3 separate regions of the Homo sapiens genome follow, and regions 1 and 3 are each linked to region 2. A link is an interaction called in ENCODE POLR2A ChIA-PET data of the cell type or tissue named here. Cell type or tissue: IMR-90. All regions are shown on one strand.

Region 1 (5,000 bases), 210 kb before region 2:
GGAAATGCAGGGAGCCCAGGAATATTCAGTGAGCACTAATGGCCTCTGCTGCCCTTGGTTTTTAGGAGACAGAGAGGTGTAAATTAAAAGCCAGCGCTATGTTTTCCACTTTTATTTATCTAGGCTTCATTACAACTAGTCTTGCAAGGGACTCTGTGGGGAAAGTGTTTTTCTTTTCATGGTGAAACAAGTTTGGCAAATGCTGTGTATTATATTTACCTCATCCAATTTATGATGTGCAATTATTTATTAAAGGTTTTAAAAAGTTCAACATCAAAGAAACTGGTTATAAAAGACAAGAAATCAAGCTGTGAATCTAATTTATTTATTTGATAAATATTTTTTGAACACCTTCTATTAATATTTGCCAGGTATTGAGCTAGAATTTTGGGGGGAATTAGATGAATAAGGCCTTTTTCTTATCCACCAGGAGACTAATTCCAGGGAAGGCGTATAAAGTAATTCCCTAAGTGTACTCTCATTACAACAGGGGACACATATATTACCTATTCACCAATGGGTGTCTGTATCTTTTTGTGCCAAAGCAAGTTTTGTAACTCACTTGAACACATTTTGGGTGTTATTTTGCAATCTATTCATCCTGTAGTAGGCAGGCAATTTAAAAATACAATGACACCAGTTTACTTTCTAGTAGTTGGCATTTTCCTTAACAGTATACACTGTAAAACATCTATGTTTTAAAGATCAAATACTGGCCAGGGGCAGTGGCTCATGCCTGTAATTCCAGCACTTTGGGAGGCCGCGGCAGGCGGATCACCTGAGGTCAGGAGTTTGAGACCAGCCTGGCCAACATGGTGAAACCCTGTCTCTACTAAAAATACAAAAATTAGCCGGGCGTGGTGGTGTGCGCCTATAATCCCAGCTACCTGGGAGGCTGAGGCAAGAGAATCCCTGGAACCTGGGAGGCAGAGGCTGCAGTGAGCCAAGATCACGCCATTGCACTCCAGCCTGGGCGACAGAGCAAGACTCTGTCTCAAAAAAAAAAAAAAAAAAAAAAAAATTAAAATACTATAGGATGCCAATCACATAACAACACATACTAGAGTGACACAAATTTTAAAAATTAGAACAGTGATGCATTCTTTTAATAAAAAATATTAAACAACCCCAAAGAAAATATACATTAATTCTTAGATTTTTGCCTACAACCATTAGTCTAATTTTCCTAGTATATCTTTCTGGAAGAAACTACTGTTACTAGTTTTTTCCAGAGATAGTTTGTGTATATACTATATTACACATACATATATAAAATACCTCTTTTATTACATATACAAATTTGTAGTATTCTTTCATTTTTATCATGTATAATATGTATCTCTTTTTAAAACATAAATATTAAACTATCGTAAGTTCTATTCGACACTGTCTAAAAAAATTTAAAATATATCTAGAATTGCATTCTGTGTGCATGCGTGTGTGTGACTGTACATACGCTCACTCATATGCCCTGGGTGTACCACAATTTATGTAACTAGCTCCCTACTGATAGTCATTTAAGTCAAAATGGTTTCTAGAGAAGTTTATTTTTAAAAAACTTCATGTGTTTGAATCTTTTAAAAAGCAGCCAAAGTAAGCTAATGCATCCCTAAAAATGTGGTTCTTGTGAGACATTTTTAATACTCCAGTGGGTTTTTAAAAGGATACAAACTTATAGCTAGACAGGAGGGATAGGTTCTGGTGTTCCTCAGCTCTGTAGGGTGACTATGGTTAACAGTAAAATATGATATAGTTCCAAATAGCTAGGAGGATTTTGAATGTTCCCAACACAAAGAAATGATAAAAGTTTGAGATGATGGATATGTGAATTATTCTGATCTGATCCCTACATTACACATATCATAACACTGCTATGTACTCCATGAATATGCACATATTTATCAACATATTATGTGTCAATTTTAAAAAGCTTTTAAACAAAAAGTAAAAATTCTGGATTAAAAAAATACATAAGGTCCAGGCACAGTGGCTCACACCTGTAATCCCAGCACTTTGGAAGGCAGCGGCGGATGGATCACCTGAGGTCAGGAGTTTGAGACCAGCCTGGCCAACATGGCGAAACCCCGTTTCTACTAAAAATAGAAAAATTGGCTGCGCGTGGTGGCAGGTGCCTGTAATCCCAGCTACTTGGGAGGCTGAGGCAGGAGAATCGCTAGAACCCGGGAGGCAGAGGCTGCAGTGAGCCAATATCGTGCAATTGCACTCCAGCTGGGGTGACAAGAGTGAAACTTCATCTCAAAAAAAAAAAAAAAAAAAAAAAAAAGAAAAGTAAGAATATAACCTAAGAGTTTGCTTCACATCTGTGTGTATAAATATGTATGGATGTGCAACTTAAAAATATGTGGCTATTTTATCTTTTTAAAGGTTAATTGATTTAGATGTTAGGCTCACTAAAAGATAGTGTTCAAGATTCATCCGTTTCTGAATTCATAGAAATATACCCGGACATAGCATGGGCATATATTGATACATGGAAATAACTATTGGTGATAGTTCCACAGCCTTGGTGGGATTTTTACAAAGATGTTAATTTCGTTAATTGTATCCAAAATTACTAATACTTTCCGAGTTGTTATGAAAACATGTAGCATTGGGAACACAGACATTTAGGAAAAAGGGTGAATATGTTTCGCTGTGGATATTCAGTGCAGGTAGAAAAAGGGAGCAGAAAGAATGTTACTTGTATCTCCTTTAAGACAAAGCCAGCTGCCTGGAAATACTGAAGGAGGACTCTGGCCAGAGATCTTCCACCTGCCAGGGCAACCAGCAATGACTCCCATCTTCAAAGTGATTTATGAACTTTAATGGAGATTCGCAAGAGCCCCAGAAGGCAGAGAGGTTATAATTACTCCATTTACAAATGGGAGATGGAGACACAAATAGGTTAAGTGCTTTGCCGCAGGCGCCCCGCTGTTGCTTCTGGAGTTCCACAGCAGAGGGGCCTGCTTCCCCAGCTCGCTCACACCCCAGCCCTGGGTGGCCTTCCTCTCCTTCCCAGGGTCTCTACCACTGCCCTGCAGAGAACAGCTCTGTACCAGAAAGCCCAGGGCCAGGTCTCCACTAGGAGAGAAAGGTAGAGAATTAGGGTCAGAGGGGAGGTAATTCAGACTCCACTGCAGGCATTCTCATTAGGAGTCTAAGCGCCAAGGCTGAGTCTGTCTTTCCATATGGATATGCACCCCGTGGACATTCAAGAACCTGCTGGTAATCATACCAATTACCCAGATTATAAAGGCGATGAGTATCCTTTCCCCTTAGCTATTTAGATAATCATCAGATTTGACTTTTCCAAAGACTTGGCTGAATCCAGATTTCAAACTAAAACAAAGGTTTTTCTCTCATCACCCACCTGGTGGTTAATTTCTTCCAGGATGTCACTTTAAAATGCAAAGCAGAGAGCTGAGAATATTGCATGACTACCAGAAAGGAATATATAGACTGGCATCTGGCAATTGGGATTACGCTGAGCCAAGAAATGGATAATGGAACCTACCTCAATCTTTGTCCAAATCCTAGAACATTCAGATATAATAGTTGTTAATATTGCTGGAATTTCTGAAGGTGAAAAACTATGTAAAAGAAAGTGCAAAGAGAAACTCATTAATAAATATAATTTATTCATTTGCTAGCAGCTGGGGAGAGGGTAAGTGTTGGGAAGGATAGCAATCAGAGAGAAAGTAGATTTTTTATTTTTTTATTTTTTATTTTTAGAAAACAGTGCTTTATTATAGCTCTAGAATTAATAAATAACCTGAAACCAACTGCCTATAATCTACAGCAGTGGGGACCACAAATGGGCAAACTAATGGAAGGACCATGATGACGGGACTTGGACACACACATCACTTAGGGAGACAAATCTAGAAGTCTCCCTTTCAAACTGCCTTCCAACAGACACCCAGCATAGTTATTCCTGTTTCAGAGATAGCACCCAAAGACAAAGGCCAGAGCTTATCGTATAAATGCCTTGTTTGCCACTGTCACATTGTATTTTCCTTATAACAACAAATAATAGTTAACAAAAAATAAGAACTACCACAGAAAATAACAAAAGAATACAATGATTGGTATTTTTTCCCACCTACATTTTGGGAGTTTTAGAATTTAGATAAATTTCACTGGGCTCTCTGCTTCTTTCTCTTTCCCTGAATTCCTAACCCACTGAATAACCTTCAGTGTTTATTTAAATTTTCATTTTCTCTTGAAGTGTTCTGGTTACGTCTGCAGATGTTGAAATTGCTTTACAAAAACGTACACATCTCTAGTATTAAAAGATGCTTTTTAAACCTCACAATTTAAAAAATTAATTCCTCTTATATTTGTACATAGATTACTCAGAAAGTTCCTTTAGAAATAAATTCCAGTGACACTGATTTTTTGTTTTTTTTTTTGCATTTTTATTTCAATGAAAAATCTCACTGCTTTTTTTCTTGCATTTGATTGCCCAGCATTTGGTTCCTTTTCCTCTCTGATTGGCTGCTGGTTGTGGTGCAGGCTCCTGCTTCATCATTTTGCATTCTCTCCTTGGTCTTAGGTGTTCTTTCAGCCAGGACCAGGGCCTTCCTGCTCCAGCGAAGCTCATCCACCTGTGGGTCAAGCAACTCCATCTGTCCTCAGGACGCTTTTTGAACACTGGCTCACTTCAGAGCCATAAATGCCTAGGTATGTGAGTTAATCCAGTCTCCTTGGCTGATACAATCCATGACAGGATCACAAGCTGCAGGGTAATAAACATCATTTGGGTGCTAATAAATTTCAAGCTTTGAAAGTAGGTGTTTATGTCTAGCAAGAGATAATGTTGGCAGAAGGGAACTTTCCTGGGGTGTCTGTACATTGTTTTGTAGGAAAGACACCAGTGGCCTGGCAAGATAAATGATCTGAGGTTTCAGGTAGAAGGGACAGGGAGTTATTTAGTAGCAAGAGCCTTGGGCCTACCCAACTGACTTTCCCATGCCAGTCGCAGCTCTGCCCCTGGTATT
Region 2 (5,000 bases):
TGGGTTCAACCATGTCTGCTCCATGTTTGTTCCATGGGCAAATGGAGTTACTTTTGAGGAAATATGTGCATTAGTTATCTATTGCTACATAACAAATTACTCCAGAATTTAGCAGATTAAAACAACAGTTATTATCTCACAGTTCTGCAGATCAGAATTCAGGAGTGGCTTAACCGGGTGGTTCTGGTTCAAAATCTCTCACGAGGTTGCAGACAAGGTGTCAGCTGGGGCTGCAGCCCTATGAAGGCTCAATTGGGGCTGGAGTGTCTCCTTCCAAGATGGCTCTGTCCCATGGGTGTTGCAAGAGGCCTCAGCTCTTCGTCACTTGGTGTCTCCATAGGGCTTCTTGAGTGTCTTCATGACATGGCAGCTGGCTTCCTCAAGAGCAAACCAAGTGCATAGGTTTGCATGCACACTCACGTGAGAGAGTAAGAGAGAGAGAACAAACAAGAAGTCACAATAAATTGACCTAATTTTGGAAGTCACACAGTTTCGAAGTGGGCCTCTAAGTACAATCTACTTTTAAGGGCAGAAAAATTAATGTCCACCTTATGAAGGGAGGAATATCAAAGAATTTGTAGACATATTTTAAAAGCAGCACACCACGAGTCTCAGAAGTCATTGACATGAATGTGAATCTCCAGTCTGTCTCTTATTCATTGCGTTGCTGGGGACAAATTGATGAATCTTTGAACTTCAGTTTAGTCATTTATGAACTGAAACTCAAAATACCTACACTGCAGTGTTATTGATAGCATTAGAAATTCTGCTTATAATATATCTCAAAGAGTTCCTAGCCTAAAGTTCGTGCTAAATAAAGAGTAGATATGGGGATGATAATGACCGTCATGGGGATGATGATAAATAACCTTGGGTAAGTGACACAGTCTCTTTGCACCTCATTTGGTTTATAATATGTACACCATGGAACTGTATCAAGAATAAATACTGTAATTTATGGAAAAGAAGTTCCTGGCAGAAAGTATATTAATTTCCCCACTCTTTTGAAGAAACACCAATAAAATGATATTTTGGCTGTTTTTGTTGCTACAATGCATCATGTTTAAAAAACCATTAACGTCATAAATATTAAAATTTCTAGAGCACAACCACTGGAAAAAATAGAGGACTCACACCGTAAAATCCACTGATCTAGACAAAAGTGCTCATCTCTCCATTAGAGCAACGATTTTCTTGTGTGATTTATTGCACTGATTGGTGGTTCTGTGTCAGCCGGTCCTTTCTCGGAATTATACCTTGAGATGACATTTATCATGTCCCCTAAAATACACACTTACACACACAGATACACATCAATCTGTCATTTAGTACATTGCCATCATCCAAAAATAATTATTCTCTGGATGATGACTTGACTGGATATGAAAATGGATGGAAAATATCATAGAGTGAGGCATTTGATGGCAGATGCTTTTTCACTCTTTCAAAATGATGCTTTGCCGGGAAGCCAGCGGGACTTTTGGTATGATATTGGGGTGAAAGAGTTGCCTGGTGTTGCGTAGCTTCCCAATGGGGCGATCAAATCTCAGAACCCAAGCTCAGAACAGTAGCAGAGTGGCCCAATCACCACTATTTTTTTTTTAAGCTGGGTCCCTTGTCTCCCAAAAACCATTTAATTGAGCAGTTCCTGGCAAGGTTACTCCAGCAAAGCACTGTCTACGTGTGGTAATTTCAAGGTTCCAGGAATTTAAGATAATGTTGGCAAAGCTACCATTAATTTGAGGAGCAAGGGAAAGCAGTGTTGTAACAGTGATGCAAATGTGGGAAGAACTAGGAACAAAGGCCATCATGTTCAGGTCTCCCTTCCTTTCCACCTCCTTAGTCAAAGGCAGGGTGGGTGGAGAAGGTTCCAGTTTTCCCTGGAATGAATTGTCAAGACTTTCCCCTCCAGGCTTGAAACATGTTCCCCTCTGAGCCACTCAGCACTTGTCAAACCGGTCTTTACTTGAAAGACACACGGCATCAACATGAAGGTTGTCACATAAGTTCCCCTCTCCCCAGTTTCTGAGGGTTTTGAAAGATGTCACATCCTGCCTCTGGAGCCAGCAGAGCAGAGTCTGCAGCCAGTCCTGCAGGGGAAGCTGCCAGGGGGCCAGAGACCCCCCCCCCCACCCCCACCGCCCCCCGCTCTGGAGAGGGTCCCTGGCTGGTTTCTGTAGAGCAAATGAAGGAGAAAACTACAGACAAGGCAGGTGAGGGGAGACAAAGCAGGCAACAGGAGAAGTCAGTTTTATGGAGCTTGCAGACCTGAGCTCAAATATTAAAAATGCTTTCATCAGTCTTCTTAATCCAAAGAAATTCTTTTTGGCTTAGATGGGAGGAAAAATCAGTCCCTTAAGGGGAAAGCAAGAGGAGAAGGAGGTAATAAGGATGTGAGTCAGACGCAGGGAATTGCTGGCAAATGCATTCGTTTTGGGAGGCAGAGGAGGACTGTTTTCAAGCTGCTCTAACGTTACAGGCCACTGATAACACCCGCCTGCTTTTTATTGATTTCTCCCTTTAGTTATTAAAAGGTTTGATTCCATTAAGTGGGGGAAAGGTGAGGAAAAAAGAGCCATTTTTTTTTCATGCTTATTTTTTTCTCCTCTGGGGAATAAGCGGCACTTGGGCTCCAAAGCTGTGTTTTTCTTTGGGTTTTGCCTTTTAATAGGGGTTGAAGAAAGTGGTTATAGACATTTGAGGGGAAATAAAGCCTGTGGTTTATTAACAGGGCTGGTTTTAATCAGCAGTGATTTGACTAGGGTAACATTAGAGCTGCAACAATGATAGCTGATACTATGATTTTCTATGCTTTTAACCCCAGACTGAAGTCTTGTGGGTTCATGGACAGAATTCATTTGTTCCCCTGGCCAGGCTGTGGGGAGGAGTGTTCTGTGACAGCCTCAGGTAAGGGGAGGAGAGGGCTGGGGACTGGGGTAGATGCCTCAGGGGTTCTTCCCTGCTGGAATTCCAGCTGCTGGGAAGCAAGCTTCACAGATGGAGGGTTTTGAAGGACCAAAATGGAAGGTGGGTTTGGGACCCCATTTGGCCACTCTGTGTCTAGATCCAGATGGATAAATATTCATGAGCTTATCTTTCCAGACCTGAGGCAAAATCTCAGATCATGACACCTTACACTCTTATTAGGAAAGTCAAGAAAGAATAGGCCACTTCCCAGGTGGAAGGCTGCTCTCAAGTGAAACCTAGTCTTGTCCTACCCAGGATGAAATCTTTCGGAACTTTCGCACCCAGCCCATTATTTACTATAGCCACTGCCAAATCACTGCTAACATCCCAACAAATTTGGGATAAAGATCAAACTCCTATATTAGTCACCAATTATGATTTGCCATCTCTGCAGCCAGCAGTAGCAACAGGATTTCTGGGAATGTTCTCTTTAAAAGTAAGACACTTTATTTTTCAGCATATTTTCTAAAAAAGGAGAAAAAGAAGATCAACATTTACCCGTGTCAACTACAAGACCTGCCTGCTTTGAAGATGAATAAGGTCATTTACAAAAGCTTATGGAGAGGCCCATGAGTGCGGGGCTGATGGGGGGAGTGTGAGTGGATGGACTCAGCCCCCAACAGTCCTCTTGATTTTCTGTAACATTCTGTGTTCATGTGTTTACATATATACAAGCTACTCTTCCCAGCAGTAGAAGAGTGCTTGCTCTCTTGCTCTTGTTCTTCTGCTGTCTTGTTCTTGTTTCTTGTTCTCTTGTTGTTGTTCTCCCAACTGAGAAGCACTGACCAATCCCCAGTCTCTCTCCCTTGGTGCCCCGTGTGAAAGGGGCAGGTAAACAGGAGATGGTGCCTGAGATGAGAACAGAACCAATATGTGGTACAGGGAGGAATCTGAGAGGTCCCCTAGCTTGAAGTCAGAGTTAACTCACTCCACCCACCCCCCATCTCTTGCTTCCTCCTCCCCCTCCTCCCTGACCACATCCCCTCCTATCACTCTGCAGTGGCATCTCTTGAAGGAAGTGCTCACTTCACAGCAATAACTCCCTCTCGGCAGCTGCCCCTGCCCCTGACTGCACGAGGTGACCTGCAGGAGCCAGGTCTTACCATCCTGGCTGAGGAGTGGATGCCCAGCTCTGGAGCAATAGATTGTCTGTCTCAGGAATATGAGATCCTGGGACTCACAGAGGGCAGGATTTGTTAGCGTGGAGTCCCATTAATGACAGTATTCTAGAGCAGTAGTTGCCAAGCATTTTTTTTTCCATTATGCTTGGGTGAAAAAAAAAATGGGACACATGTTCCTAATATGTTTATATTTATAGGTTATCTACATGTATTACTATTACTAGCTAATATCTCAAGACCTACTATATACTTAAGGTTTTTAAAATGGAAGGTAAATATGGCCCAGTAGTAATGAGCACACTTAGCACCCAGATCTTAGTTTCTAATACTGTTCTCCAGTGAGGAGAACCACAACTCACTGGACAAATGTGTGATCCTAGGATTGGGAAATGAAAGGAGCATCTTATAGTCCCCCAAATAAGGAATTGCCCAAACAATAACAAGAACAATATCGTAATATTAATAATAATGGGGAATGTCAAAGGGACACAGGAGCCAACTGAAAGAGCTACCAATGGCCAAAGTTGGAACAATTTGGGCAAGAAAATAAATAAAATAGTATAGTGTCATAACCCAAAGTATAACATAAATATCCGTGAATTCACACAGATATAAGTAAGTGATTGAATAAATAAATGGGGGAGGAGAGCAAGTTTTATGTGCAGAAGGTTTCCAAATAATTTATGGAGATACTCTGCCATTGAAGAGGTGAAACATCCCTTCCCACTGATAAGGGTGGGCCACACATTGTGACTTCCTTCAAAAAGGTACGGTATGGAAAGGGGACGGGGAGAAAGAGCGGGTTTACTGGGTTTACAGTGGAGAAACCTGACAAGCAGTACCCCAGTCAGTGACTGAGGGCAACATCTACAGTGATAAGACACGCTGATAAGATACACCCTTGATAGAATG
Region 3 (5,000 bases), 120 kb before region 2:
GGCCAGAAAAGGTGGTGCAGTGGAATTGTTGGAAATGGGTGGGTGTCCAAGAATCAGACAGAGGAAGGAGAGGATTCCTAAGTGGGGTGGAGGCAGCTCCAGGAAAGAGCTGACTCAGGAATGAAGGTGGCAGGCATGGGAAACCATGAAGCAGAAAAATTGCAGGCTGGTGGAAAATGCCTTTGGGTAGGTAAGAAATGAAGGGTAGAATGGTTAATTTTATGTGTGTCAACTTGGCTGGGCCATGGTGTCCAGAAAAACATTATTAGGATAAACATTTTGGATGTTTCTGTGAAGGTGTTTTTTTGGGGTGAGATTAACATTTATGCTTGGTCTGACAAATAAGATGTCAGTGGAAATGGCCTTTCCCTGGTGCCAGCTGTGGCCAATTATTTTTTAGTGAGGCAGTTTAACAACTGCCTGACCATCATCTGATTGTCACCTGACATTTCTGATGGGGGACGGGGTGGGGGCTGGGGGGAGCCCTCTCCTGCCTTGCTCTCATGTCTAACTAGTGACCTACTGTAAGAGTATGTAAGATGAATTGAAAATGAAAAAAGTCCGGAAATAACATAGAAGCCTGAAAGATTGGTGCATGAATTCATTTATTCATTCTGTCAATCAAGCATTAAGTCTTGAATATATCACTGTGGCATACTTAACGTATGTCAGGGTAATAGATGAGAACAAGAGTCAGGTCCTTTGCCTTCGTAGGGCTCTTAGAATTGAGTGAGGGAGACACACATTAAACAAACACACATTAATATTTACTTAAAAAGTATAATAAACACTATTAAAATGAAGAGACTGCTCATAAGAACAAAAAATAAATTAGTGACATAATTCTCAAGAAGGAAGAGAAAGGGTATATTTAAGAGAGATAGCAAAGGAATAATAACAGGGTTTGGAAATATTTTGGGAATCAACATGTAGGGATTTGAAGAGTCAAAGATGGCCCCAAGGTATCTAGGCTGGGAGGAAACTGTTCTGTCCAGTTCCCTACATTCTGGACTTTGATGATTGTATCTGCTGGTGTCATTTGCCATGTTCTTCTAGCCCTGTGTTTCCTGTAAACTGTTAGCTTCACCTGGAGCCTTGATTAGATTCAGGTTCAATGTTTGTGGCTAGAATGTATCACAGATGGGGGCTCTCTCCTCCCTATTGCCTCACAGTAGGAGGTGACTACTATTTGATAGCCATTGTTTGAGGTTAATGTTGATCAGTGGCTTAAGGTATTGCCAGCCTGACCCATCCATTCTACAGTTCCTTATCAGTCTTTCACCTGATGGTTCTATTAACCACTGATGATCATTAAGGGCTGGAAAAGGATGACTTTCTAATTCCGTGATTCCGTCTGTATTTATTGGCTAGAATTCCCTCACTGCTGTCCCAAAGCAGAACAACTAGGCATTTATGAGGGCATATGAGAGGGATTTGCCCTTGGGCCCTTGTGGGAGCCGGTGAGATGGTCTTTGTGCCTGGTGTTGAAACAGTTGGAAGGGACAGAGCATCAAAGTGGGGACAGCAAGGACAAGCTGGGACCCACCAGCAGGAGCAAGACCATGGGGATGGACTAGAGCTCTTGTCAGTCTCTCAGCTCTTTCCACCTCAATGATGTGGGTGGTCTCTAGCAAAGAAGGTACCTGGCTCAGGGGTTGGAGAAGGTGAAGGAGAATCTGGGGAAATGGAGCAGCTGCAGGCCCAGCTGCTGCCTGTGTCAATAGGAAGTTCCACAGAGAGAAGCGGGAGCTGCAGTAGCACCTACGAGACCTCCACCAACCTTCTGAGTGTAATATTATCAGGCTGCTTCACTTCCACCTTCCAAATCTCTCACAAAATGTCTTTGGTGGCCCTCCTTCAATTCTGCTTAGTCTTTATCTCAATCACATGAGCAGGATGCCCCATTTCTTTCTTGCTGTTATATCAATTGGGCATTACAGCTGTAACACCAGCTCTAACAAGGATTCTTTGCACCAAGTTAACAATGCTTAAATATTATTCCTTTCTTCTGTCATTACAACAACAAAGTTTCATAATTAGGCCTTTCCTGTAGAGTCACCATTTTGTTATGAAGGGGGCAGACTTGAAGTAGTAAATTATAGTTTTAGTGAAAACACATTTTTCCACCAGGGTGAGGATATGTGGTTACAACACTCCCTCAAATGAATAAAAACCCAAACAAACCAAAAATTCCTGTCCCAAAGTATCAGAAAATGGATCTTTCTGTGAACTCACTAGTGATGGTGGTAAGATGTGCAGATATAGTTTATTGCTGATGCTGAATCATATACAAGAAACACACCATCTCCTAAAGACTATGCTGGATTTCAAGCATTCTTTCAGGTATTATAGTTGAATGTAGCAACAACAATTAAGGTAATCTAATTAGAAGCTTAGAATACTCCTTAATTCGCATCTCTGTGGTGCCTTTTGCAGAAGAAATTCCACTGCTCTCAAAGGAGGTTTCAAATCCTTAGAAAGGTGATTTCTATTCATTGGTTTAATTTTGATTCTTAATCTCCTCTCGGAATAATTTCCACACTTCTGAAAGTTGACTTCTATTCTGCCCTAACTAGCTCTGTGATCATACTCATAGGCTCCAGAGCCCCACCTGTCACATCTTGAAATGATAGGGTTGGACATGGATGGTTCTTAATGCTTCTAATGGCTTTAACGATATGTGTGACTATGACAGATTAAATGACCACTTTCCCATAACCATCGGGTTTCTCTCTCCATGCTGCCAGAAGACAAATTTATGGCCCCATGTGACCTATAATTAGTACTAAGCTTATTTCTGGCTCAACTTAATACATACTTTTGTTTTCTCTTTATTATTTCTCTTATCTAGAGCTTTTTCATGCTCTTTCATTGTTCTTTATGTTACTCCTGCAAACTATCTTAAATAAACTTTGGAAAACAGTAGGGTATAAATAAATACGCATTTATTCCTATTTTATAATACAGAATTAACAATACAAGATTATAATTATGAAATCACTTCCCAATGACTCGATGTAGAAAATTGAAAATGGATTTCTTTCTTTCTTTCTTTCTTTTTTTTTTTTGTGAGCTGGAGTCTCGTTCTGTTGCCCAGGCTGGAGTGCAGTGGTATGATCTCGACTCACTGCAACCTCCGCCTCCCGGGTTCAAGTGATTCTCCTGCCTCAGCCTCTCAAGCAGCTGGGACTACAGGCGCATGCCACCATGCCCGGCTAGTTTTTTTTTTTTTTGCTTTCTTTTTTTTTTTTATTATGCTTTAATTTCTAGGGTACATGTGCACATTGTGCAGGTTAGTTACATATGTATACATGTGCCATGCTGGTGCGCTGCACCCACTAACTCGTCATCTAGCATTAGGTATATCTCCCATTGCTATCCCTCCCCCCTCCCCCCACCCCACAACAGTCCCCAGAGTGTGATATTCCCCTTCCTGTATCCATGTGATCTCATTGTTCAATTCCCACCTATGAGTGAGAATATGTGGTGTTTGGTTTTTTGTTCTTGCGATAGTTTACTGAGAATGATGATTTCCAATTTCATCCATGTCCCTACAAAGGACATGAACTCATCATTTTTTATGGCTGCATAGTATTCCATGGTGTATATGTGCCACATTTTCTTAATCCAGTCTATCATTGTTGGACATTTGGGTTGGTTCCAAGTCTTTGCTATTGTGAATAATGCTGCAATAAACATACGTGTGCATGTGTCTTTACAGCAGCATGATTTATAGTCCTTTGGGTATATACCCAGTAATGGGATGGCTGGGTCAAATGGTATTTCCAGTTCTAGATCCCTGAGGAATCGCCACACGGACTTCCACAATGGTTGAACTAGTTTACAGTCCCACCAACAGTGTAAAAGTGTTCTTATTTCTCCACATCCTCTCCAGCACCTGTTGTTTCCTGACTTTTTAATGATTGCCATTCTAACTGGTGTGAGATGGTATCTCATTGTTGTTTTGGTTTGCATTTCTCTGATGGCCAGTGATGATGAACATTTTTTCATGTGTTTTTTGGCTGCATAAATGTCTTCTTTTGAGAAGTGTCTGTTCATGTCCTTTGCCCACTTTTTGATGGGGTTGTTTGTTTTTTTCTTGTAAATTTGTTTGAGTTCATTGTAGATTCTGGATATTAGCCCTTTGTCAGATGAGTAGGTTGCAAAAATTTTCTCCCATTTTGTAGGTTGCCTGTTCACTCTGATGGTAGTTTCTTTTGCTGTGCAGAAGCTCTTTAGTTTAATTAGATCCCATTTGTCAATTTTGTCTTTTGTTGCCATTGCTTTTGGTGTTTTAGACATGAAGTCCTTGCCCATGCCTATGTCCTGAATGGTAATGCCTAGGTTTTAGGTCTAACGTTTAAGTCTTTAATCCATCTTGAATTGATTTTTGTATAAGGTGTAAGGAAGGGATCCAGTTTCAGCTTTCTACATATGGCTAGCCAGTTTTCCCCGCACCATTTATTAAATAGGGAATCCTTTCCCCATTGCTTGTTTTTCTCAGGTTTGTCAAAGATCAGATAGTTGTAGATATGCGGCATTATTTCTGAGGGCTCTGTTCTGTTCCATTGATCTATATCTCTGTTTTGGTACCAGTACCATGCTGTTTTGGTTACTGTAGCCTTGTAGTATAGTTTGAAGTCAGGTAGTGTGATGCCTGCAGCTTTGTTCTTTTGGCTTAGGATTGACTTGGCGATGCAGGCTCTTTTTTGGTTCCATATGAACTTTAAAGTAGTTTTTTCCAATTGTGTGAAGAAAGTCATTGGTAGCTTGATGGGGATGACATTGAATCTGTAAATTACCTTGGGCAGTATGGCCATTTTCATGATATTGATTCTTCCTACCCATGAGCATGGAATGTTCTTCCATTTGTTTGTATCCTCTTTTATTTCCTTGAGCAGTGGTTTGTAGTTCTCCTTGAAGAGGTCCTTCACATCCCTTGTAAGTTGGATTCCTAGGTATTTTATTCTCTTTGAAGCAATTGTGAATGGGAGTTCACT

The links. Peaks named below come from ENCODE experiments on the same cell type or tissue, not always from the same donor. Only the 100,000 strongest peaks of a DNase experiment are listed, where the experiment ranks them.
Region 1: POLR2A ChIA-PET joins it to region 2 with 6 read pairs; 1 of 35 experiments calls an interaction of 5 or more read pairs at or near these places.
Region 3: POLR2A ChIA-PET joins it to region 2 with 5 read pairs; 2 of 35 experiments call an interaction of 5 or more read pairs at or near these places.

Annotation. Positions count from the first base shown.
Region 1 is chr9:86,508,898-86,513,897 of GRCh38, forward strand. The region is part of intron 1 of LOC102724080 (a long non-coding RNA gene); the gene reads left to right. Among named protein-coding and RNA genes, the nearest start is that of TUT7, 160 kb to the left of the region's middle. In IMR-90, no CTCF peak of the experiment used is centred here; a DNase peak (open chromatin) is centred at 4,244; H3K27ac peaks cover 935 bases.
Region 2 is chr9:86,719,601-86,724,600 of GRCh38, forward strand. No RefSeq gene overlaps it. Among named protein-coding and RNA genes, the nearest start is that of LINC02834, 14 kb to the left of the region's middle. In IMR-90, no CTCF peak of the experiment used is centred here; a DNase peak (open chromatin) is centred at 2,401; H3K27ac peaks cover 2,271 bases.
Region 3 is chr9:86,602,815-86,607,814 of GRCh38, forward strand. No RefSeq gene overlaps it. Among named protein-coding and RNA genes, the nearest start is that of LINC02834, 100 kb to the right of the region's middle. In IMR-90, no CTCF peak of the experiment used is centred here; no DNase peak of the experiment used is centred here; H3K27ac peaks cover 220 bases.